Linked DNA regions of Homo sapiens: all the other regions are linked to region 1. Evidence: chromatin contacts called from ENCODE Hi-C or POLR2A ChIA-PET data. All regions are on one chromosome and are shown on one strand. The core of a region is the stretch at or near the end of the contact, and the rest is flanking DNA. Distances in the headings are between cores, read along the strand shown.

Evidence for each region. A loop is a pair of places that touch in the nucleus more often than their neighbours do. ChIA-PET counts read pairs that join two places held with the same protein, here RNA polymerase II (POLR2A). Pooled maps may share reads with other maps.
Region 2: a loop to region 1 is called in a pooled map, with 2.7 times the contacts of the local background. The contact joins the enhancer-like site here to the promoter of NCAPD3 in region 1. A Hi-C loop is called at or near these places in 1 of 37 single-sample maps with no recorded cell type and 1 of 50 pooled maps. POLR2A ChIA-PET finds 5 or more read pairs at or near these places in 2 of 52 experiments (activated CD4-positive, alpha-beta T cell and activated naive CD4-positive, alpha-beta T cell).
Region 3: a pooled map shows a loop between it and region 1 (7-fold over the local background). The contact joins the promoter of HYLS1 here to the promoter of NCAPD3 in region 1. A Hi-C loop is called at or near these places in 3 of 50 pooled maps.
Region 4: a loop to region 1 is called in a pooled map, with 4 times the contacts of the local background. The contact joins the promoter of CHEK1 here to the promoter of NCAPD3 in region 1. A Hi-C loop is called at or near these places in 3 of 50 pooled maps.

The regions. Positions count from the first base shown.
Region 1 is chr11:134,219,006-134,225,535 of GRCh38, forward strand. NCAPD3 (non-SMC condensin II complex subunit D3) reads right to left here and starts at 4,962. Exons shown (of 35, transcript NM_015261.3): 1 at 4,858-4,962; 2 at 1,567-1,721. The coding sequence starts at 4,921. It overlaps VPS26B (VPS26 retromer complex component B), which reads left to right and starts at 5,666. Exons shown (of 6, transcript NM_052875.5): 1 at 5,666-6,340. The coding sequence starts at 6,118. RefSeq lists enhancers at 5,403-5,452, 6,243-6,302, 6,403-6,530 and a silencer at 5,573-6,042.
Region 2 is chr11:128,314,191-128,320,789 of GRCh38, forward strand. The region is part of intron 1 of LOC124902787 (a long non-coding RNA gene); the gene reads right to left. Among named protein-coding and RNA genes, the nearest start is that of LINC02098, 110 kb to the left of the region's middle. Within about 2 kb of position 4,866, at least 4 of the 41 ENCODE cell types and tissues checked have a DNase peak (open chromatin) inside an H3K27ac peak, as active enhancers do.
Region 3 is chr11:125,885,871-125,891,658 of GRCh38, forward strand. HYLS1 (HYLS1 centriolar and ciliogenesis associated) reads left to right here and starts at 1,798. Exons shown (of 3, transcript NM_001134793.2): 1 at 1,798-1,895; 2 at 5,553-5,602. RefSeq lists an enhancer at 1,506-1,555 and silencers at 1,696-1,745, 1,836-1,885, 1,986-2,375.
Region 4 is chr11:125,620,404-125,626,988 of GRCh38, forward strand. It overlaps CHEK1 (checkpoint kinase 1), which reads left to right and starts at 4,760. Exons shown (of 13, transcript NM_001114122.3): 1 at 4,760-5,609; 2 at 6,346-6,430. The coding sequence starts at 6,366. It overlaps LOC118567325 (a long non-coding RNA gene), which reads right to left and starts at 5,491. Exons shown (of 1, transcript NR_170378.1): 1 at 4,734-5,491. STT3A (STT3 oligosaccharyltransferase complex catalytic subunit A) reads left to right here. Exons shown (of 18, transcript NM_152713.5): 18 at 369-2,688. The coding sequence ends at 407. RefSeq lists enhancers at 4,926-5,435, 6,252-6,585, 6,356-6,405.

The DNA of each region.
Region 1 (6,530 bases), core at 3,712-6,211:
ACCTCATACACACTCTACCAAACATGTTCAAACTCCACTGCTGAACCTCACGTAAAGCTACCCGTGACCTACCCTTACTCTACCTTACCATCCCGTTCCACCACACTTTTTCTGTATGCCTCTTGACACTTCCTGCGTGTTCCCATTGGGTGGCTCCTTCACTAGGACTGCCTTACAACCCAAGCTTCTGCTAGTCATCTGTGAAGATTCGCTGCTGGCCACTTTCTTTCTGGAACTTTCCCAACCCTACCATGCTCCCTTTTTCACACCCTATGCAACAAATCCGCACCTCTCTTGGAGCATTTTTCACAGTGTGGTTCGTAGAATATTTCCAGGCGCCCAAATGCACAGTGGCACTGAACTCTCCACCCCCTGCAACTGCATGTGGCTGCTAGACCTACTTTGGCTAGTGTTCAAATGTCCACTCTTCCTCCCTGAGGTCCCTGGGGAGGACCTCAACCTAGGGAGATTGTATCGTAATCCCCACTCTGTCAACTCAGGTACTTAAGGCAGTGCTTAGTGTTATGCTGAAGGAATGTTTAATTAGATGATTTAATTTTGTGATGTGAAACTTGGAAGTGAATTTTTTTTTGTTCATTTAAATGTTTCAGAGATGTTAATATCCAATTAGCTTTTGTTCTGTTTCCCAACCCTTTGGTTTTTTTTGAAAACTAACAACCTAAATATTAATAATAATTTATATTTCTATGCATTGGATAGAACTCAATATTTACAGGAACTGTTTGGACAAACCTGTTAATTCAACTAGTCATTCCTCAGTTTAATAATATCAGATTTTCTTTTTTTGTGAGACAGAGTCTTGCTCTGTCGCCCAGGCTGGAGTGCAGTGGCGTGATCTCGGCTCACTGTAACCTCCGCCTCCTGGGTTCAAGCAATTATCTGCCCCAGCCTCTCGAGTAGCTGGGATTACAGAAGCCCGCCACCACAACCGGCTAATTTTTGTATTTTTAGTAGAGATGGGGTTTCACCATCTTGGTCAGGCTGGTCTTGAACTCCTGACTTCGTGATCCACCCACCTCGGCCTCCCAAAGTACTGGGATTACAGGCATGAGCCACCATGCCTGGTCGCAGATTTTCTTAAAGTTAAGGTTAAGGCATGTCTGAATTGTTATTTGCATTTTCCTTGGTCTAGTTTTCTTGTTTTTGCCTTTATATTTTTCCTTTTTTTTTTTCCTTCTGAGATGGGGTTTTGCCATGTTGCCCAGGCTAGTCTCAAACTCCTGAGCTCAAGCAACTGGCCAGCCTCAGCCTCTCAAAGTGCTGGGATTACAGACGTAAGACACCACACCCGGCCTTATACTTTTCCTTTAATTTGCTATTGTAAAAAACAGTCGTGTCTTAAAAAAAAAAAATCAGACAAGTACCTTGAAGCTTTTGGAGGAAAGCTCTTAGGATATTCCAATAAATTAACCACATTCTTTATGTTACTCATATTGTACTCCCTGTGAACTGTACACCAAGAAAGCTAAGCTTCAGATTATAATAATGACTTTCATCTTCTACTTCTAACACCAAACTTTGGCTAGTTTGTTTTTATATTTTTACCTCCATAGATCCATGTTCTCCAGTAGCAAAGGGTAAAAGGCTTTCATAGAGTTTTGTGAATGCAGCCAATCCAGTCTCTATGATCTCTGCTTCTATGCTGGGATCCAAAGGCTCAGTCTCTGTGAAATCCAGTTCCCACACTGTGTCAACCCATTCTAGGGGAAAATGCAATGAAATGTGTAAGTACTCTGTAACAAGTAAAAAAACTAGTCACCTTTAGATTCCAGGTGTGTTCAAGAGGAGAAAAGTTTACTAGTCACGATTCACATTTAACTTGTTTTAATAACATAGGTGTAGCATAATAAAAGAAAACCAGAAAAGGTTAAGAGAATCTTAAATCACAACTGACACTGACTATTAAGCTAATCATCTTCTAAAAATATAAAGGAGGAAATACTTTTCAGATACAAGAGTTTTGGGAAAGGACACTTCAAAACATTCAGTGATCAGGCTTTCCCACATGTTCAATCTAGAGAAGAAACAGAGGTTAATCAGATTGCCCACGAGGTTCCTTTGTGAAAATATCATAACCAAGTTAATAAGTGGAAATAAAATATAGAGCACTTTATTGGGCCCTTGGACAATCATGTAGCATTTAAAAAACATATATAATTTCTCCAGGAAGTTTAAAATAGAAGAGGCAACCCAGATTCAGACTCCCAGGAATACTTGGTGACTTTAAAACACACTGATTGAAAGAATGTACATTGAGAGGAGGGGTATTAAGACAGCACGCTGGCTGGATTCCACCAATCTCTCTTAACTCTAAATCTTCCCATTCTTTTCTTTTTCTTTTTTTTTTGGATAAACTTTTTTTTTTAACTTAAAGTTTTTGGGTACATGTGCACAACATGCAGGTTTGTTACATAGGTATACACGTACCATGGTGGTTTGCTGTACCCATCAACCCGTCATCTACATTAGGTATTTCTCCTAATGGTATCCCTCCCCTATCCCTCCATCCCCCCTTCCCATTCTTTTCTAATACACTATATTTCTTCAGTGTTGTCATTGTCACTTTCCCAAACTAAAATTAGGACTAGATGGAAATGTGGACATCTCAAATTATTAATCAGGTGTTCCTTCAAATTAATATTAAAAGTATTTGTTCACCACTGATTTAGAGAAGTTGGGCAAGGTATAAATAAGGAAAAAACAGAGATGGGAGCATTACACTGCACTCGGCAAATGAAAATGAAAGGCCTTACACTCAACTAGTTCCATCCTTAGAATACAATCTGGTCATCATCTTTTGTCACTTGAACTTGACCCTGAAGGAGGGGGTCTCTGTACCCTAAGTGGCTATGCACAGCATTCCTTCCAAAGACATGGAATATGCTGCCTGAAAGAAGATCTGAAAAATACAATTGTTTCTTTCCAAATTTCCAGTAATGTTTTAAAGGTCATTATAGACCACAGCAAAAGTTATCTCACTCCTTCTTTTGGTTTTGCTTATGACAGTTCCCTACTGTAAATACCATCAAATCTAATTTGGATGGCAGTAACTGGCCCTGTTATCTACCATTTGGTCACAGAAGTCTTCAGTGTTGATTGTTGAGTGAGAGTATAGGAGACACTGAGTTAGTCTTTTTCCCTCAGTATCTTTACACTATTCAAATCTCTCACTACCTATTTTCTCAGCTGTCGAATGCAGGTAACTTCTGCTCTGCTACTTCACTTAGGATGGAAGAAGAGGAAGAAATACATCACCTATTCACTCAACAAACACTTTGAGAAAATACTAGGGAAGCCACTTATACTTCTAGGGATATAAAGATGAATACTAGAGGGTTCTTGTCCACAAAGATCTCAACATTTCACACTTAGGATACCAAAAAAAGCAGCCTATGATAGAAGAGAGGCCACTGAATTTTGAGTCAGAACGAGGCAAATATCCTGACTTGATCACTTACACATAATTAGTCTCTCCTTCATCATTGGAAATACAGGATTTTTGTGAAACATAATGTGTATAAAGGCCCTAACAATGTGCTAGCCACATAAAAAACAGTCAATAGATGGTATTTATTATTTTTGCTATGGATGAGTGTTAAAATAATAGATATGTAAAATGTAAAATGCTACAGAGCTTAATAGGGAATAGTACTGGGGGAGGAGGGAGAGGAATAAGATGATTCTTCAATTGGACCTGAATGTAAGAGTTTTGCCAGGCAAATAAATGCAGAAAAGTGCCTCCCAGCAAGCACAGTGTAACAAAGCACACAAAGGGAAAGAAATTAAAGTGTTTCTAAATGAACAAAATTGTTACAGTGTTTGCTTGTGGGTATTAGTATCTGTTCAGCAGTTATTATGTGGCAAGTACAAATTTATCTTTACAAAAACCCCTGTGAGGTAGATATTGTACTCCCCATTTGACAGATCAGAAAACAGGGGTTTAGCAAGGATAAACAACCTGCACGGTAATACATGGATGCTATGGGGTAGAGCCAAGGGAACAATCCAAGTGTGTCCGACTCCAAAGGTTATGCTCTTGGAAAATCAAACTGGAGAGAATGGCAGCTCTTATAAAGCATGCCAAGGATGTGGTCATTTATTTAGGAAACAAAGGGGAAACATTAAAGGTGTACAGGCTTGACACATTCAAAGCTGTGTTTTCAAAAGTCGTTCTGCAAAAGTGTGGGGGATGGGCTGGCACAGTTAACATCAGAAAGCAGCTAAAATACTCCTGCAATTGCTCGAGGCTATGATGAAGGCAGCAGCATCAGGAATGGAGCGGGGCTGCCCTGAGACACCTCAGAGGCAGGACAGTGGTAGTGGGCATGAAAGGGGAAGCAGAAATGCCATGACTCCTGGGTTGGTGGCTTGGATGGTGCCATTAGCAGGCTTTGGGAATCCCATTTTCACTCATGTGACGTTTGATGATGTCTGCATGTGAGACATCCAGTGGAACCTATGAACATGAAGTTCAAGAAATAAGTCTGGCGGAAGAAAGAGATTTGCAATTTAAAACCATCTTAATAGGTAAGAATAGATAGGTGCACGAAGACACGCACAGGAAGAAGGGGAAGGCCGAGAAAACAGATGCACAGGCGCTAGAAGAGACTGGCCAACATTCGCTTATTCTAAGGGTGGCCTGGCCGGCTTGAGCCCCCACGGGAAACCTGGCTAGCCGCAATCCTGGCGTGGCACGGCCCTGGGGACCCCAGGCACCGCCGACAGCCGGGCGCCCCCACCCCGCCCCCACCGGCACCCCGGCCCGGGCTTAGGCATCGTCGGGGACGCATAGGACCCTCGCCCTGGCCCCCGGGCCTCCCGGCTGCATCTGCTCACCGAGTCTAAGATCCAGCGGACACCAGGGCTGCAGGCCGCTACCAAGGCCCCGCAACGCCACCATGATCCCAGGGCACCGGCTCGCCGCCGCCGTGCTCAACTTTCAAAGCTCGCTCCCGCGCGCGCGCCGAGTCGTTCCTGTGGACCAATCACAACGTACAGAATTTCCCACTGGCCAACCACCGCGCCGAGCCGTTTCCATTCGCTCAACCAATCACCGGCGTCGTCCGCCGCACGCTCAGAGAACTGGGCGGGCCGAAAAGTGGAAGCCAAACAAGGCTCCTGCGGGTGTTCCGCTAATTCGTTCGAGAAGGAGCCAGGGCCTGAGTTAAACCCTAACAGCGTTTTTCCCGCCTCGTTTTTCTTCAATGGGGGAAAATCTAAAGGGTATCTGAGATAGGGTACTTCCGGTAGTAACTGTCACCTTTGCCCTCGTCAGGCGACATTTCGCGTGCGTGTCAAAGGGCTGCCTTTCCCGTCAGCACTCGAACAGCGTAATATCCGAATGTGAAAGGCAGCCCAACGTGTATCGAGCTAAAGTAATAAGGGAAAAGTAGCCGAAAGCACTCCGAGAAGACAAGACAACTGCAGTTCTGTAGGGACTGCGCGGCACGCGTGGGCCCAGAGCCTGTCCCAGCGAGGTAGCAGCTGCCATGCCGACCGCTGGAGCGCCGGCCGCGCTCTCCCTGCGCATGCGCAGCGAGCTCTCCTCCGGGCTGCCGGGAGTCCCAGGAGCGTTAGGGGGTGCGCCTGCGCGCCGCTGCTCCAGCGCATCCGGGCTGGAGCTCGCCCGCCCCCTCCCCCGCCCGGAGCCGCCGAAGCGCCTCGGTGCGTTGCACCGCCGGAGGCTGGGCAGCTCGCAGCGCTGCTCGGCGCTGGACCCCACCCGGCAGGCGCAGGCCACCCACACCCGGCTCTGTGCGGCTGCCCCCCGCAGCATTGCACGGCCGACCCTCGCCCGCCCACTGCCACCGGCCGCGGGACTGGCTGGGACTGGCTCGGCCGAGGGCACTGCTCCTCGGTGCATTGCTGCTCGGGCGCCGCAGCCCGCAGCCGCCAGCCTCCCCCGGCCGTGCCCCTCCCCCGTGGAGCCGGCTGTCCGTCGGCGCCCACTGCCCGGCGGCAGCGGCGGAGCCAGGCAGCCCCGCGGCGGCCGAGCGCGCTCGCGCATCGGGCCCTCTGGCCTTCTTTACCTAGGGCAGCCCGCGCCCCGGTGCGAGGGAGCGGTCCTTACCGAGACCCGCCCGGCCCGGCGGTGCGATGAGCTTCTTCGGCTTCGGGCAGAGCGTGGAGGTGGAAATCCTTCTGAACGATGCAGAGAGTAGGAAGCGGGCCGAGCACAAGACGGAGGACGGGAAGAAGGAGAAATATTTCCTCTTCTACGACGGGGAGACGGTCTCCGGGAAGGTGAGCCTTGCCCTCAAGAACCCCAACAAGCGGCTGGAGCACCAGGGCATCAAGATCGAGTTCATCGGGCAGATCGGTGAGTCGACCCCCGGGACCCCCTCCCCCAGCGCCGACAGCCGGCCGGGGAGCAGGGTGATTCAGGGCCCAGCTCCTCCGGCGAGGCCTGTCACAGTCGCTTGTCAACTGCAGTCTGAGGCCTGGGGTTCAGCTACAAGTCCCGCCCGTGGGCGACTCCCCCTGCGTTACTGTCCTCCCTGCCAAAAGTG
Region 2 (6,599 bases), core at 3,616-6,115, 5.9 Mb before region 1:
GAAGGTGAAGAGGAAGTCAGCACCTTCTTCACATGGCTGCAGGATAGAGAGAAAGCAAAGGAAGAAGTGCCACACACTTTTAAACCATCAGATCTCATGAGAATTTACTCACTATCATGAGAGAAACAAGCGGGAAATTCACCCCCATGATACACCACCTTCCACTAGGCCCCTCCTCCAATTCAACATGAGATTTGGTTGGGGACACAAATCTAAACCATATCATTCTGCCTCTGGCCCCTCCCAAATCTCATGTCCTTCTCACATTGCAAAATACAATTATTCTTTCTCAACAGTTCCCCAGTCTTAACTCATTTTAACATTCACTCAAAAATCCACAGTCCAAAGTCTCATCTGAGACAAATTAAGTCCCTTCTGCCTATGAGCCTGCAAAATAAAAAGCAAGTTCATTGCTTCCAAGATACAATGCGGGTACAGGCATTGGGTAAATGCTCCCATTTAGGAGAAATTGGCCAAAACAAAGGGGCTACAGGCACCATGCAAGTCCAAAACCCAGTAGGGCAGTCATTAAATCTTAAAGCTCCAAAATAGTCTCCTTTTATCCCATGTCTCATATCCAGGGTATGCTGATGCAAGAGGTGGACTCCCAAGGCCTTGGGCAGCTCCACCCCTGTGACTTTTCAGGTTACAGCCCCAGTGGCTTCTTTCATTGGCTGGCATTAAGTGTTTGTGGCTTTTCAAGGTGCATGGAGCAAGCTGCCAATGGATCTACCATTCTGAGGTCTGAAAGATGGTGGCTGTCTTTTCACAGTTCTACTAGGAAGTGCCCCAGTGAGGACTCTGTGTGGGAGCTCCAACCCCACCTTTTCCTTCTACACTGCCCTAGTAGAAGTTCTCCATGAGGACTCCGTTCCTGCAGCAGACTTCTGCCTGGACATCCAGGCATTTCCATACATCCTCTGAAATCTAGGGAGAGGTTCCCAAACCTCAACTCTTGCCTTCTGCATAGCTGCAGGCCCAACATCAAGTGGAAGCCACCAGGCTTGGGACTTACACCCTAGGAAGTCACAGCCTGAGCTGTATCTTGGGTGGCTGGGATGCAAGGTGCCATGTCCCAAGGTGAAACCATATTTCCCTCCTAGGCCTCCAGGCCTGTAATGGGAGGAGCTGCCATGAAAGTCTCTGAAATGTCCTGGAGACATTTTCCCCCATTGTCTTGGCTATTAACAAATTTCTGCAGCTGGCTTGAATTTCTCCCCAGCAAATGGGTTTTTCTTTTCTACTGCATGGTCAGGCTGCAAATTTTCCAAACTTTTATGCTCTGCTTCCCTTTTTAATATAAGTTCCAGTTTCAGATCATCTCTTTGTTCATGTATATGAGTATACACTTTTAAAAACAGCCAGATTGCATCTTGAATGCTTTACTGCTTAGAAATTTCTTCCACCAGATACCCTAAGTATTCTCTCTCAAGTTCAAAATTCCACAGATCTCTAGGGCAGAGGCAAAATGCCCCAGTCTCTTCGCTAAAGCATAGCAAGAGTGACCTTTACTCCAGTTCCCAATACGTTCCTCATCTCCATCTGAGACCACCTCAGGCTGAACTTCATTGTCCATATCACTATCAACATTTTGGTCAAAACCATTCAACAAGTCTCTAGGATGTTCCAAACTTTCCCACATCTTTCTGTCTTCTTCTGAGCCCTCCAAACTGTTCCAACCTCTGCCCATTACCCAGTTCCAAAATTGCTTCCACATTATTGGGTATCTTTATAGCAGTGCCCCACTCCCAGTACCAATTTTCTGTATTAGTACGTTCTCACACTGCTATAAATAACTAGCTGAGACTGGGTAATTTATGAAGAAAAGAGGTTTAGTTGACTCACAGTTCTGCAAGCTGTACAGGAAGCAGGAAGTTCCTGGGAGGCCTCAGGAAACTTACAATCATGGTGGAAGGCTGAAGGGAATCAAGCACCTTCTTCACATGATGTCAGAAGAGAGAGAGCAAATGGGGAAGTGCCACACACTTTTAAACCATTATGTCTCATGAGAACTCACTCACTATTATGAAAATAACAAGGGGGAAATTCGCCCCCATGATCCAATTGCTTTCCACTAGACTTCTTCCAATTCAACATGAGATTTGGGTGAGGACACGAATCCAAACAGTATCAAATCATTATTCTGATTTTCTCAAGTTTAACTGAATTCTCAAATGATACTGACAGATTTATCTTAAAGTTTATATTCTTTTCATGTCTCAAAGTTATATTTCTCTTGAAACAAATGAATATAGGTTCTTTAGAGATGGTATCTGCATTTTATAGTCTGTACTAAAAAGCTTATTTTCTGATGGGCCACTCATCTAAAATGAGTGTGTTAAATCATAAAAGGAAACAGCTGGTCAAATTCACCAGTAAGCATAGCATAAATGAGTGTCCATGTAACTAGTGAATGGTGATATACTCAACACATTTGATAAATATTTTCTACATTGGTCAGTGGAATATTAAGATGATAATATGTTGAACCTATCTTCAAAGAGTCTGTAGTTTTATGAGGAAGATGACACATAAGCAGTTTATTTCAACATCATGTGGTAATTTTCTGATAAACAGCAAAACTGGGTGCAATAGGTGAACAAAAAAAGGAACGAGGCCCAACTGGTTAGTGTGTGTGTGTGTTTGCAGATGCATCATGTAGTGAGGTGATGGAAGAGATAGGGAGGAACAAATGTTATATCTCCAATTAAGAATCAATATTATTGATTATTGAATAGTTAGACTTTTCTTGTTTATCATCATCTTGATATGCTACATTAGTTTGAAAGTGACCACTTCCTTCTTATCGGGACTTTCACTATAACTGTCCAGAGTCTTCTTGTGTTAATAAGGAGTAATGAGATCAAGTAGATAAGACAGCTGTGATGACATTTTCTGCATTTCTTTACTTTCTAAGAAATGCTCTGCCATCAGAGAAGGAAAGACAACTTCTTCCTTGCTACTAATGGCACGTTTCTACTCAGTTATCCTGGCCAGGTCTGTACGATCTTGCTCAAGCCCCTTCCTGAGCATTCCATCAAACCCAAGGAAGCTTCCTGAGAAAGTCTCAATCCTGCCTGTAGGATTGCCCTGGGACTTGTCTTTGGAAGAGATGGAAGAGCTTATGTTTAGGTGAAAGAAGAGACCAGCCTTCTCAAATGTCAAAATATCCAAAGTGGCTAATATGCAGGTCTGGTATCAAAAGCTTATGGAAATTCCTTCAATTGAGAAGCAGTTTATGGATCCTGCTGGAGACTCGAAAGTCAAATTAGGGTATTTCAACTGCAGTCATAATCATAATGCTTATTCATAGATAAATGAATTTGCGTTCAAGGAAAAGAAGTTCAAGGTATTCTAAATTTAGTGATTTCTATCTAACTAGACTATCAGAAAGCAACAGGCCTACTCCCCTTCTCCCGATGCAAAATGTCTCATACCCAATATTTGATACAGTAAAAATAAAAACATACAAAATTATTCTACATGTATAATTAAACCATTTTTAAAGAGATAGTTTATTGTGTGTCATTATGTGGTTCAATGACTCTTTGCAGTACATAACTAATCCAAAAATTTATTTACAACTTAGAATCTAAAAAAAAATGATAGGCTTATATCTGGTTAAAAAACAATAGCCCATCATGTTTCTCTAATTTTCTTGCCTGCCAAGAAGCTCAGGAAGTGGTACTGCTCAAGCAAGTAGCTCAGTGTTTCCCAAAGGGTGCTCCACAGAGTTCTACTGCACGATGATTTTAAAAACATTTGTTTAATGACATAAATGTGAGAAAATAAATGTACAATTCCATCAGTATATTAACAATTCTAAGAGATCTAATAATAAATGTTTATATTTATGTATTTGTTTATTTTTATTTCAATAGCTTTTGGGGAACAGATGGTTTTTACATGGATAGATTCTTTATTGTTGATTTCTGAGATTTTGGCGCCCCTGTCACCTGAGCAGTGTACACTGTACCCAATGTTAGACTTTTATTCCTCACCCCCTTCCCACCCTTCTCCCTGAGTCCCCAAAGTCCATTATATTATTCTTATGCCTTTGTGTCCTCATAACTTAGCTCCCACTTATAAGTAAGAGTATACAATGTTTGTTTTTTCATTCTTGTATTACTTCACTTAGAATAATGATCTCCAACTCCATCTAGATTGCTGTGGATGCCATTATGTTGTTCCTTTTTATGGCTGAGTAGTATTCCATGGTATACACACACACACACACACACATATGTATTACATTTTCTGTATCCACTCATTTGTTGGTGGGCTGGTTCCATATTTTTGCAATTGCAAATTGTGCTGCTATAAACACAAATGTGCAAGTGTCTTTTTCACATAATGACTTCTTTTCTTCTGGGTAGATACCCAGCAGTGGGATTGCTGGATCAAATGGTAATTCTTCCTTTAGTTCTTTAAGAAATCTTCATACTGTTCGAATTTGTTTTATCCAATCTTTCCTAAACTTATCCGACTGTAGAATTCTGCCTTTGCATAATATCTGCTATTTCAAAGCTCACAAAGTTGGGAAAGGCTGACCTAGGCCGTTGACTGATTTATTTCCCTCTTCCTTCTAAAGGTCCATTTTGTTTTTCTCTACTTCCATGCCTATCTTCCATATATGGATTATAAGGCACAGATAATAAACTGTGAGTGGGGGCAAGTCTGTATGTATATGTAGTAAACACACCACAAAAGGTGTACGTTCTGCTCTGCTTCTTCCCCCGCTCCCCCCTTTAGCTATTGAGCTCAAGCTTGTTCCTGGCAGGACCTGCACATAGCAATATAGCCTTCTAGGGAAAACCCAAAGCCCTTCAGGAAGTGGTATGCGATGATGTACTATAGTAGCTGGTATGTTTCCTTCTGAGTCAGGGCTACCACAAGGGGGTCCCCAGGATTTGACACCTCTCTGAAAAGATGCCAAGATGCTGGTGCCGAGGTCATGACTGCCTCTCCCTTTGTTAAGGGCCCTCTAGGGCTTTTCCCAAGTCACTGAGATTAATAGAATCCAAACCAGATTTCAGCCCAGGCCCTCCCCTCTCTTTGAATTACCGTTGCTTCCTTATTTTTTTCTCTTCTTTTTTTTTTTTTTTTCATTGAGACAGAGTCTCGCTCTGTCACCCAGGCTAGAGTGCAGTGGTGTCATCTCGGCTCACTGCAATCTCCACCTCTCGGGTTCAAGCAATTCTCCTGCCTCAGCCTCTTGAGTAGCTGGGATTACAGGTGTGTGCCACCATGCCTGGCTAATTTTTGTATTTTTAGTAGAGATGGGGTTTCACCATGTTGGTCAGGCTAGTCTCGAACTCCTGACCTCGTGATCCGCCTGCCTTGGCCTCCCAAAGTGCTGGGATCACAGACGTGAGCCACCGTGCCCTGCCTGCTTCCTTGTTTTAATGCTTCCTTGGAGTATCTTCAGTCTCCCGTTTATGGTTTCACATCCTTCTACCATGAAAGGCACACTTCAGTGCTGCATCCAAAGCAGCGTCATAAAGATGTTCCCATGGGTTCATTTCGCATTTGCTCCCAAATCTTCCACATGAGAAGACTAACTTAAAAGGGTTCCTGAAACATACCATATGCCTGGAGCAGTATTAATAATGCCGTTTCACATGTTTAGAGATCTTTAACTCTTCTTCCCTGTGCTGGTCAGTGCACGTCTTCAGAGGCTCAGTTCTATAGGGCTCTGTCAGGCTGATTCTTACAGAAAAATACTCCCATGCTCCTTATATAAGGAATTAACACTACTGTGAAAGAATCCTAGAACCATTGCCATTTAGTTGAAATCTTGCTTCTTTTATGCAAATTAATAATAATATAATTATTAAGAGAGTTCAGAAGTGCTAGCCAGTTTCTCTTTTGTCAGCAGCTGTCTGGAAAGCTTTTACCTAGAGAACAACTTTACATTCTAGAGCTTCTTTTCTCTAGAAGACTCCAGATAATTCTCAAACCATTCTCTTTGAAAGATGGAGAAAACTAGGCCCAGTGGAAGGCAGTGAATCTCCACTGGCTGCTTTCGAACCTGTTCCAGATTCAGTGTACAGAACCTCAGTCCTAGGTCAACTTTCCAACATATGGCACTGCTTCCTGGACACAATCTGTCATTTAAAAAATAATGTTTATAAAACATTGATCTGTGAACCAGAATCTCCTGGAGTGCTTATTTTAAGATTAAATTTTAGTGGAAAAATTGGTGAAATCTGAATAAAGTCTGTAAATAGTAAGTGAATAGTATGCGAAAATTAAGTGAATAGTAATGTTCCACAATTGTGTATGAAATTAACGTTGCGCTTTTGGGTATTTAACCAAGTGAATTGAAAGCAGGGACTTGAACAGATATTTGCAAACCCAGGTTCATAGCTGCATTGTTCACAATAGTCAATAGGTAGAAACAATACACATATCCATCAACACACAAATGAAGAAAGAAAACGTGGTATATACATGCAATTGAATATTATTGAGACTTACAAAGGAATGAAATTCTGACACATGCTGCAATATAAATGAACCTTGAAGACACTACGTTAAGTGAGACAAGCCAGATACAAAAGGGCAAATATTGCATGATTTCATCTATATGAGGTACC
Region 3 (5,788 bases), core at 548-3,047, 8.3 Mb before region 1:
AGGTTGCATGCTCCTTATGAGAATCTAATGCCTGATGATCTGTCACTGTCTCCCATCACCCCCAGATGGGACCATCTAGTTGCAGAAAAACAAGCTCAGGGCTCCCACTGATTCTACATTACAGTGAGTTGCATAATTATTTCATTATATGTTACAATATAATAATAGAAATAAAGTGCACAATAAATGTAATGCGCTTGAATCATCCCAAAACCATACCCCCTCTCTGAGCCATGGAAAAATTGTCTTCCATGAAACCTGTCTCTAGTGCCAAAAAGGTTGGGACCGCTGCACTAAAGGAGTGTTATGATATTGCAGATGTAGGGGCAGTCACTCAAATCTCCACAACCTACTTCTGTCATCTTCCCTCCTTTGTTCTTTCCATTTTCTTCCTCCCACAAATTCAAAGTGCCTTAGAGGTAGCACAAAGGCCCTGAGGCAAAGAGGGAGAGTAAGAGATAATACGAAGTGTTTGGAGGAAAAGGATTAAACATTTCTCCCCTCCCACTGAATCCTGGATTTAAGAAATGGTGTAAGATGAACTTGACAACTAGCACCTATTTGTTTAAGGTGGAAAATGCAATGCTCAGGACTCAAGACCAGTTGAGATAGGTTTGCTTGGTATTGACTAGGATATTGAACCCTGAGGGCCTCTCCTCTTGCTTTTACAGATCTCATCCTCAGCAATCCCCAAGCACTAGATTTTTTTTTTTTTTTTTTTTTTTTTTTTTACAGGTACAGATGCAAAAAGAGTTAAAACATCGGGTTTAAAAAAAAAATTAGTGGCTGGGCACAGAGGCTCACAACTGTAATCCCAGAGCTTTGGGAGGCCGAGGGGGTAGAATCACCTGACTAACATGGTGAAACCCCATCTCTACTAAAAATACAAAATTAGCCGGGCATGGTGGTGCTCGCCCGTAATCCCAGCTGCTCGGGAGGCTGAGGCAGGAGAATCGCTTGAACCTGGGAGGCAGAGGTTACAGAGAGCTGAGATCGCGCCACTACTCTCCAGCCTGGGCAACTGGGCAACAAGAGGGAAACTCCGTCTCAAAAAAAAAAAAAAAAAAAAGTTGAGAGTAACACCATGTGAAGGAGACAGGCACATTCCAAAAGAAAACAAGTGCATGTCGGAGCAAGGCAGTCGGTGGCTGGAGCACAGTTAGAGTAACGTGGGAGGAGCTGTGGAGACGCAGCCACGGGTCACGCCAGGGCCCTGCACACCATGCAGAGGAAAGGAAGAGCTCAGTGCGCCAGGGTTTCATACAGCCGCTCTCTCAGGCCCCAAGGAAACGTCTAGAGCGCACAGGCGGACTCACCCCAGACTGTTCGAACCGTCCCTGAGCGCCCGCCCTCGTCTCCCGGCACCACTGGCCCCGCAGCAGCCAGTTGAGAAGGGCGGAGGCTGATTCCAATGAAGTGGCAGACCGTTAGGCGGCCTCTCCAAAAAGCCAGCTATGTCGCCGTTAGCCAAGGTTTGAGGGTCTTCTCCTTCTCTTCGAGGGCCCAACCTCCCCTCCAGATTTAGTACACCAGAGGCGTCGCAGCAACGGCTGCTGCCTGCGCGCCTCAGCTAGGCGGGCTCGGATATTTTTAAGGCCACATTGGAAATCCCGGGCATGCTCCCGCCGGCGGAGAAGGCCCAGACAAAATGTGCGCCAATCAGGATACAGACTTGGAGGACGTTTACCCTCAGGACCAATAAGAGGGAGGGCGGACCGGGCCAAGGGTGCCGGTTCGCTCTCCGGATTTAAACCTCAGCGGTCGGCGGTTAACCGCAGGCTCGGCGCGTGGGCCGGCAGTGCGCCTGCGCAAGTTACGCGAAAGCTAACAGAATCTGCGGTGCTCTGCTGGCGACTGGCAGGACGCGGTGCAGAGAGCGGACTTCCGCGACGCGGGTAAGCCGGGCGAAGGCCGGAAGCGGAGGGACGCGGGGACCTGGTGGCTGCCGGCCCACTGCGGCGGGAGCCCTCGCTCCTTTTCCCACCGTCGGGACGGTGCAGAGTGGCAGCTTCCCTCCGTGGATTCCAGGTCCTGCCTGGCGAGCCGTCCCCAACGTCTGCGTTCCTGAGGGAGGCGGCCGGGGCAGCGTGAGCTACAGGCGATGTGCGCGGCGGGCCGCAGCCCCTGGAGGTCACGGTGTGCGCTGGCCGCCGCCGCGGTCTTTGCCCCGGTGGCCTTTCTGAGCTCCTGGGCCGCGCCCCTGGGACCAGGCGGAGGCCGGGGACGGCCCCAGGGCTGGAGGGGAGTCCCGAAGGCCGCTAGCGACCTGGGTCCAAGCCACGCCCACGGCCAGGCGGGGCGACTGCGAGCTTTGCCGTTGAAAGGCGGAGCGTGTCTTGTCGCCTTCTAGCTGCACCTTTTGTGGACTGCAGCATGGAACCGTCCAAGGTGTTTGTCCACCCCGAAATGGAAATAAATCTTTTTTATTCTAAACAGTATACAATCTCACTAAGCAGGCAAAGAAAAACATTAAGATATCTTTTTAGATTGGTAAGATTTTTCAGTACCCCATGCTGCTGAGAGAGTGAAGAAATGAAAGCAAGCACCTTTATGGCCTGTGTGCTGGGGATAATCTGTTTTTCTAGAGGGCAGTTTGGCATTATAAATCAGAATTCAGGCCGGGCGCGGTGGCTCACGCCTGTTACCCCAGCACTTTGGGAGGCCGAGGTGGGCGGATCACGTGAGGTCAGGAGTTCGAGACCAGCCCGACCAATACGGTGAAACCCCGTCTCTACTAAAAATACAAAAATTGGCCGGGCTTGGTGGCGGGCGCCTGTAGTCCCAGCTCCTCGGGAGGCCGAGACAGGAGAATCTCTTGAACCCGGGAGGGAGAGGTTGCAGTGAGCCGAGATCGCGCCACTGCACTCCAGCCTGGGCGACCGAGCAAGACTCTTGTCTCAAAAAAAAAAAAAAAAAAGAGAAAAGAAAAACATAAATCAGAATTCAAGTAGTACCATAACTTCTAAGTCATAATCCAATTCCAGGAGTTTATTCCAAGGACATAAATCGGACAAGAATGCAAACATAGTATGTACATGTTTTTAGCAATCCGAGCAACATTTAGTACGTGTAAAGAAGAAAGAAAATACTCGAAATTTCATCAGTCACAGATAACCATCAAACACTGTTCACATTTAGGTTTACTTCAGATATATTCATAATATATACCTTATATTTATGTGATTTCCTTATAAAATGTGTTTTAAATAATTGCATGTTACAAATATAATAAAGTATGTTAATTTAAAAGAACGTCAGTTAAGCAGATTATACATTATTGAGTCAGTAATAAATTGGGAACACATTTCTCTGTCAGTGTCGATACGCATTACCATTTTTAATGGATGCGTGGCGTTTGTTGCTATGGCTGTATTGTATCATATATTATTTAACCAGTCCCCTACTAATGTACATTTGTTTCCAGTCTCTTCATAATCATAAAATGGTATGGTAGTGGTCACTTGTATGTATACATGTTTGCATTCTTGTCCAATTTATGTCCTTGGAATAAATTCCTGGAAGTGGATTATGACTTAGAAGTTGTGGTACAGTTTAAATTCTGATTCAAAATGCCAAACTGGGCCGGGCGCGGTGGCTCACACCTGTAATCCCAAGCACTTTGGGAGGCGGAGGCGGGCGGATCACTTGAGATTGGGAGTTTGAAACCAGCCTGGCCAACATGGTGAAACCAAGTCTCTACTAAAAATAGAAGAAAAATTAGCCGGGCGTGGTGGCAGGTGCCTGTGATCCCAGCTACTCGGGAGGCTGAGGCAGGAGAATCGCTTGAACCTGAGAGGCAGAGGTTGCGGTGAGCCGAGATCAGGCCACCGCAACTCCAGCCTGGGCGACAGAGAGAGACTCGTCTCAAAAAACAACAACAATAATAATAATGCCAAACTGCCCTCTGGAAAAACGGATTATCCCCAACACACAGGGCATAATAAGGATGCTTGTTTTTATTTCTTCACACACTTGCCAGCACCGGGTACTGAAAAAATCTTATCAATCTGAAATGATGTCTTAATGCTTTTATACACATTACTGAAATTGAACATGTTTTCTGTTTATTAATTTTTGTTGCTGTTTAGAAACAGACGTTGGCTTTGTGCCCAGGCTGGAGTGCAGTGGCCAGATCATAGCTCAGTGCAGCCTCAAACTCCAGGGTTCAAGCGGTCCTCTTGCTTCAGCCCCCATAGTACTGAGACTACAGGTTTATGCCACCACGCCTAGCTAATCTTTTTTCTTTTTTTTTGAGAGATGGGGGTCTTGCTGTGTTGCACAGGCTGGTCTTGAACTCCTTCACAGCCTCAAGCGATCCTCCCACCTCAGCCTCCAAAGTGCTGGAATTACAGGCATGAGCCACTGCGCCCAGCTGTTTGTTAGTTATTATTCGTTTGGTACGGCATCTGTCTTTTCTCCCCTATCTTACTGATAATGTGTACCCTTTAATAGCTTTCTAAGAGGAATTCAAATTACTGATTTTTAAACGTGTTACAAGTATTTCTCCCAGTTTGTTGTCTCTTTTGCCTTCATTATGGTATTGTTTGCCTTTGTGGTAGGATGTTTTGTTTTGTTTTAATACTGTGATTCTTTAAGCTGCTTGCTTACCTCCCCAGAGGTGGAGAAATTTGTTATAACTCTGCAATAGCCTCCCTATAGCAGTCTACTGACCCAGTCCCTTTATCTCATTTTGAAGTCTTTGCCCCTTCTACCCTTGAAATCCTTTTGATTGTAACTAGCTAACCCTAGGATGCTGAGTCACTAAGACTTTTGAAGAGAAGATATGGTTAGGTATTTCGGTCAATGTTGTCTGTGTTTACAGAATACAAGTTGCTCTAGCTTTTATGTGAAAGTTTCCCTCTAAAGAGAAAGGATTGTTCGATCTTTTATATTAGAAAGAGAAGGAACTGACAGTTACCTATGGACCTTATTAAAGTTTCTATTTTATTTATTGTTTGCAAACATCATCTTCATATGTTCAAGGAAAAAAATAGGAGTGTGACACAGTTGAAATGCAGAGGAAATAACACATTAATCACTGTATAGTAGGACACATGCCATTAAAAAAAAAAACTAACTCTTGGCTTTACTGCCAAAAATCCTCCTAGCCCAGAGTCTCACAAATCGTTATTTATGTATAAATATATAAAAAGTGTCATTTAAATTTCACAACCTAAATAGTTCCTTTATTCCAACATTTATTTAGTCCTTACCATGGGCCAGAGACTTCGGATTTGTACAAATGCTGTCTAAGAGAGCAAGTACTTTTGCAAAGTTGCATTTGGGGGCTTCCCATTTGTTCCACCTGTGATGACTGTCTTGACTTTTTCTATGGCAACTACCAAAAATGTAGTCACTAAATTCTTACTCTTCTAGATTGGATAATATAATCTAGCCAGACTTGAAGGGATTTTACTTAAGATCTAAGACCCTGATCTTCTGATTCCTTTGCTTCTACACAGTATCCTAACAATGACTTATGGTTAGTGCATTTTGTTCCATGTATCACTGCTTCAGAGTTAATTTTTTTAAACTCTATTCTTCTTTTCTAGGTTTTTTTTTTACTTGAATGTAAATACCAATCAAGATACATTGAAATAAGGTAAGAAATTGAAAAAAAAAAAAAAAAACCTTGGTTTGCACTTACATATTTAAGTTATTCCACCATGATCATTGATTACATGAAAAAGAGGATCTTTAAATCAAAAGTAAAGGCCAAAGTAATTATATTTTAAGAATACTCAGGACATAATGAAGTGTTGATAGACTGGGTCCCAAAAAGCAGTGA
Region 4 (6,585 bases), core at 3,510-6,009, 8.6 Mb before region 1:
GGGAGAGTGCAGGAAATAGAGAAAAAGTTCACATGTTTATATTTAGCTACATTTTCTTCTCTCTCTGAAGAACTTAAGGTATATAGAGTCATATAGAACCACATAGGAGTATATCTCTCATATAAGAAAAGATTGAGAACCCTTGATCTATGTGGAGGGTAGATCAGTAATATTGGTCCTCACAGAGGTATTCCAAAAGGCTAAGCAGAGAGAATCTAGTCTCTAGTCAGTGCTTGTGTATTCACAGCCCTAAACCAGGCTGCAGAACCCAACATAATCCTGCCCACTCTGGGTGAATCCATTTTAGTAGAAAATTTCTCCAAAGTTGATCTGATTGTAAATATTAAACTGACATCTTTATGTTGCAGGTAAAGGACCTGGATAATCGAGGCTTGTCAAGGACATAAATGTCACGTCCAGCTCTGATATGCTTCGCACTGAGCACATCACATTTAGGACGTTGAAGATTTTTTTTTTTTTTTTTTTTTAATATGCAGTTTGTAAGAACAAAACTGGATGGCATCAGAATTGTCTGGAAGTTTTGTCTTGGGCAGTATGGGCTGGGCCAAATGAAATGATTTTTATAATTCTAAACAGGTTACCAAATGAAATGTCATGGCTTTACTTTGGTCAATTAAAGGGGGGAATTTTTTTAAAAAATGTGCCTTATTTGTTTTGACTTATAACTGATTTGAGGGAGGCAAAAGCTATGCTAGGCTGCCAGAAGGACATAAGCAGACCTTGTCCATTCTCTTAGCTCCCTAAATTAGCCAAATAGAGACTTCTTTCTCAAATCAGGAAAACTATCAAAGACCAATTCAGATCCTACATTTACAGACAGTTTTGTCATAACCCTTTGCATTGCAGCACCTAGTACAATTCCTTGGAAACAGCGTGGCTCAATAAATTTTTATTGAATGAATAAATGTGGGACCAGAAGAGTGCTAGAAGAGTGCCTTTCTGGGCTACTATGTCTCTGTTCTCAATGTCTTTTATCCTTAGACGCTCTTTGACTTTATAAATCAGCAGTTTTGAAGACTCAAGACAAACAGTGAAATTATTGGTTTATCAATGGAGAGGAAGAAACTCTTCCAGCATTACATATAGAGCTTGATGGTCAGTAGGTGTTTTTGAATCAGCTTAAATATAATCATACATATCAATTTGAAATGGAGCTTTTCAGTACTCTCACTTATTCATGACACAGGAATGACCCTTTACTCAAAACTCTTGTGGTTGTTCAAAGGTGAGCTTCTTTTTCCCTTAGTCTTAGCCTATGTGTTGCTGTTGTATATTGTTACCAAGTTCAACTACCTAATTTTGAAGCTCTTTCCAAATAAGATACAAATTAAAAGGGGAAGCATTGCCAGTAACAGGTCCCTAGAGAGCAGTGCCAGCCTGCCTGCAAGAAAAGAGGAGAAACTTCTTAAAAAGTTTTAAGCCTGGGCAACATAAGGAGATTGTTTCTATGAAAAATAAAAATTAGCCAGGTATGGTGGTGTACACCTGTAGTCCCAGCTACTCGGGAAGATGAGATTGGAGGATCACTTGGGCCTGGGAGGTTGAGGCTACAGTGAACTGTGATTGTGCCACTGTACTCCAGTCTGGGCGACAGTGAAATCTTGTCTAAACAAAAACAATTTAACTGGGAAGCACAGTGGTCCTTGAGGACATTTAATATCAGGACAAAGAGCCTATGAATATATCACTGATGTATATAAACCCTAAGGCGTTAATAAAAGCTAACTGTTTAGTGTTATCCATTTAAGGGAACAGGAGGAATTGCATAACTTTTAGATTAGTCATAGTGGTGCTCCTAAGGGATATGCTGTTGTATATTTGTATAGCCAGGGCACTTAGCCTTCCAAACCAATTTATATACCATGTTCTTCAACTGTGGGTGAGATTTAGCCTCAAGATTTGATTTACTATATGTAAGTACATTACTTGATTTCTATAAAGAATCTTTAGTGGAAGAGGTTATTCTGAATTATTTATCAATATGATTAATACCAGTTAGAAATTATTAATGATCTTCCTTTATACTATACATAGGATAACTTTTAACTTGTCGCTACAGTTGTTGCTCTGAGGATCTTAATTTTGTTACTTTCTAGGCTACATGAAGCTATCTTTTTAAAAAGTGTACTCTTCATTTTCACTGTTATTGTGTACTTAGCATAAAAAACTCAAATCTAGGCCAGGTGCAGTGGCTCATGCCTGTAATCCCAGCACTTTGGGAGGCTGAAGCATGCGGATCACTTGAGCCCAGGAGTTCAAGACCAGCCTGGGCAACATGGCTAATGAACACTAAGCATAGTTTTGATGTCTTTCATATTAAAGACTTTCTCAAATTCTTGCTAGTCTGCTCCTCTTTAAGAGTGGGACCCTAGGCAGGGCGCAGTGGATCATGCCTGTAATCCCAGCACTTTGGGAGGCCGAGGCAGGCAGATCACTTGAGGCCAGGAGTTTGAGACCGGCCTGGCAACGTGGGAAAACTCTGTCTCTACTAAAAATACAAAAATTAGCTGGGTGTGGGGTACACACCCTGTAATCTCAGCTACTGGGGAGGCTGAGGCATGAGAATTGCCCAGGAGGTGGAGGTTGCAGTGAGCAGACATCATGCCACTGCACTCCAACCTGGGAGACAGAGCAAGACTGTCTCAAAAAAAAAAAAAAAAAAAAAAAAGAGTGGGACCCAAAAAAGCTGATTGAAAGGTCTGTTTGTAGGGGGTGTAGATGGGGATTAATAATGTGGGTTTCAATCTACTGTGATCTGGCTGGGCTGTTACATTGGGAAATCCATGATACTGATTTTTAGATTTTTATCTTTTGCATAGGTAAGATTCCCTTGAGAAGGCTTGCATATTCTCTTACTCAAGGATGTAAGCCAGGCAGTCAGCTTTCTGGGAGTAGAGTAGGGAAAGAAGTTGTAACAGGCTCAACCTTCAGTGGATAAAACTTAAACTTAATCCCTCCGTTTTCAGTAAGGTGCCCAAGCTTTTAACTGTGCCTAATGGTCTCCAGTTCACATACTGTGCATTTACCCTCTTAAATCTCGTACCAGCTTTGGGGAGGGACAGTTCCTTGGTTACATAGAAAGGGAAGGGATACGGGGATCTATTTGTTTTTTATGTAGCCTTTAAACCTACCCCTTTTAGCCCCATTTTTACCTCCACCTTCAGTTACCTGGTGTCACCAGTTCAACTTGAGCTTTTTCAGAGTTCTGTGATGTTAATTCTGCTTTCCATTGCTAGCTTTGGGATTCATCTTCATTACCTTTCATCTAAAGGCTTTCTGCTTTCCAAAATGTGTCTCATACTCTGTTCTTATGGGTTCTTTTAAATATTGGTATCCTTTACTATTAAAATATTTTAGTGGGCTTTCAGAAGAGAATAGAGGCTATTTCTATGTATTCTGTCTTTAACTGGTATTCTGCTGGAGTCTGTATATCTTTTTTTTTTTTTTTTTCAGGCTAAAAAGACTCCATCAGACACACAGGAAATTTGCAGGTCTTCCTCTTCGTATTCTTTGTTTTCAGCACACAGTGAGGAAACAAGAGAAAATGGGATAAATGATATAAAAACTTGCTTTTATTTTTATACCAGGCCCTGTGGCTCGCTTCTGTAATCCCAGTGACTTGGGATGCTGAGGTAGGAGGATCACTTGAGCTCAGGAGTTCCAGGCTGCAGTGAGCTAAGACTGCCCAATTGCACTCCAGCCTGGGTGACAGAGCAACACACCCTGTCTCCAAAAACAACAAACTGTAAAAAGATTACATGAAGCCTAATCTGTGATGTCATGATTCAAAACTATACACATAAGCATTTTAAGAGTTTTTTCCTTGATTTTTGTTCCTGACTTTGCTTCTTTAAAAGAAATGTGTGTTTTTGTTGTTGGTTGTTTGTTTTTGAGACGGAGTCTTGCTCTGTTGCCCAGGCTGGAGTGCAGTGGCACAATCTCTGCTCACTGCAGCCTCTGCCTCCTGGGTAGCTGGGATTACAGGCACTCGCCATCGTGCCCGGCTAATTTTTGTATTTTTAGTAGAGACGGGGGTTTCACCATGTTGGCCAGGCTGGTCTTGAACTGCTGACCTCAGGTGATCCATACGCCTCAGCTTCCCAAAGTGTTGGGATTACACGTGTGAGCCACCAGGCCCCGGCCTTGAGTAACATTTTATACTTGTTTCACTTTACTATTATCATAATAGCCAGTTATGCTTAGTGTTTGTATGTGGCCCAGTCTTAAGGACTAAGAAAATATATATGTATATATATAAAATATATACATATAAAAAAATATGTTTTTTTCCTACGGAATCATGCTGTTGCCCAGGCTGGAGTGCAGTAGTGCTCACTAACCTCTAACTCCTGGACTCAAACGATTGTTCTGCTTAGGCCTCCCAAGTAGCTAGGGCTACAGGGACACACCACCAAGCCCGACTAATTCCTAAATTTTTTTATTTGTAGAGATGGGGTCTCCCTATGTTCCCCAGGCTGGTCCTGAACTCCTGGCCTCAAGCCATTCTCCTGCCTCGCCTTCCCAAAGTGCTGGAATTACAGGCAGGAGCCACTGCGCCCGGCCAGTGCTGGAGAATGTAATGGAGATGATCCTGCCTATCCCTGAGTTCCAGTCTAGTTTACTGTCAGAGAATACTTATTTCCATTTTTCCTATTTTGTTCTTGAGTCTCTTTCCTCAGAATTTACTTTTCCACTTAAATGACGTACGCAGCTTTTAAATTTGCGTTGTAAGATTTATTTTGGCTCTCCCCGCCTGTTCTTTGCACATTAAAAATGAAAAAGTTTGTAGAACTAAGCTAAGCAGATGGTCTTCCTGCAAAAAGACCGGGCTGAAGTAAAGCATTGTTTTGGAGCTGGTTCACAGAAAAAAGGCAAAACTGGTTATCCTGACTTCAAGCTCCAACATAAACTGCTCGCTTTCTCCGGGAAACTTGCCCCGCCACACACACTTGACTGCGTGGCCAGTTCTTTCGAAGCCTCTCGCTCCCAACACGGAGTTCCTCCCATTTCTTCACAGTCGGCTCTCAGCAGCTGCTGCTGGTTTCTCGGCTCCAGCACCACGAGTACCGCACTCTGAGGTTTACAAAGCACTCTGCTTCACCGACTGTGATCCTCACAGTCCTGTCCGGTGGCCTCACGCAGGTGGCGGTGCAGCCTTTCAGGCCCAGAGCGGCCAGGAGCGAAGCCCGCAGCCCCGCCTGGAAGCGCAGCGCGGTCGGTCGCGCGCCCCTGAGGCTTGGAGGCCTGGGCTTCCCCCAGCAGCGCTCGAGCACCGCCCAGTCGAGCCTCACACCGGATGCCACTTCATATTTGGGCCCAGAGCTCAATTCGCGCCGATGCGGTCCGCCGTCCTTAAATCTCTTCAGCCAGGATCTCTCCCCGACTGCAAAGCAGCCCTGGGCGGGAGCGGCAACATCTCCACGTCACCCTTTTGGAGCCGCCGACATTCAGAGGGGCAGGACACGGGAACGCGCGCTGTCTTGCTTTACGGCGCGGGTGCGCGAGTTTGCGGCAGCGTGACGCCCTCAAGTTTTGGCGGGAAAAGCGCTGCATTTGGATTCCTGCAGTGGTGGGCAAAGGACAGTCCGGTGAGGAAGGGCGGCCGGTAGAGTAGGGAAGGTTTCTAAAGAAGGAGTTCGGGGTCTAGATTAGTGAGGGAGGGCATGGTGGGAGAAAGTTAGCATTGACTAGCGCAGGGGATTGGAGAGACTCCTGCGGAGGGGCGGTTTCGGAGGGTGGAGGAATGGTACCAGGAGGTTCCCGTTGTGGGGGCGGGGGCAGGAGGGACTAACCCGCTGCTAGCTAAGAACCCCAAGGAAGAGTCCCAGCCCTTCCTTTCGCCTCTGGGGGCAGTTTGGCCCCGCCCCGGCCTTTGGGACGGGTGGGGCTGTGGATGGGGATGGGAATTGGAATTGAGCAATTGGGAGGAGGCGCTGCCGCAGGCGTTTTCTGCCCCATACCGCTCCCTATATCCTCTTCCTCTCTTCCCCAGACCCCCACCTCTCCCTCCTCCTTCCCCAGTCGTTCGCCGGAAAGCATTTGTCTCCCACCTCTTCATAACAACAATTAATTTCCTCTGGGGCCTGAGGAGGGCAGAATTTCAACCTTCGGTGTGCTTGGGAGTGGCGATTGTGATTTACACGACAAAATGGTCAGGTTTAGAATAGTTGTTCGTGGTTGAAAGACTTGGATAAATGTGGATGAGATAGAAGGGGAAGGCAAGAGCTGTTAATTTTCGTGGGCAATCCTGGGGAGAGGCGGGGCTCAGTGGCTTCACTGGTGATCTTACACTCTACATCTTTTCTGGATTCCTGCCTTTTACAGCCGAGGTGCTCGGTGGAGTCATGGCAGTGCCCTTTGTGGAAGACTGGGACTTGGTGCAAACCCTGGGAGAAGGTGCCTATGGAGAGTGAGTTCTTTTAAGCTTGCCTTCGTTTTCTGAGTGCATATTCATTGTTTTGGAGTCTCACACTCTGGTGATTTAGAAAGTAGATGTTTGAGATCCAAGGGTTTTGGCAACTGAAGTTACACAGCCTTTTGCTAGGATTAAAAATTTTTTCCTTC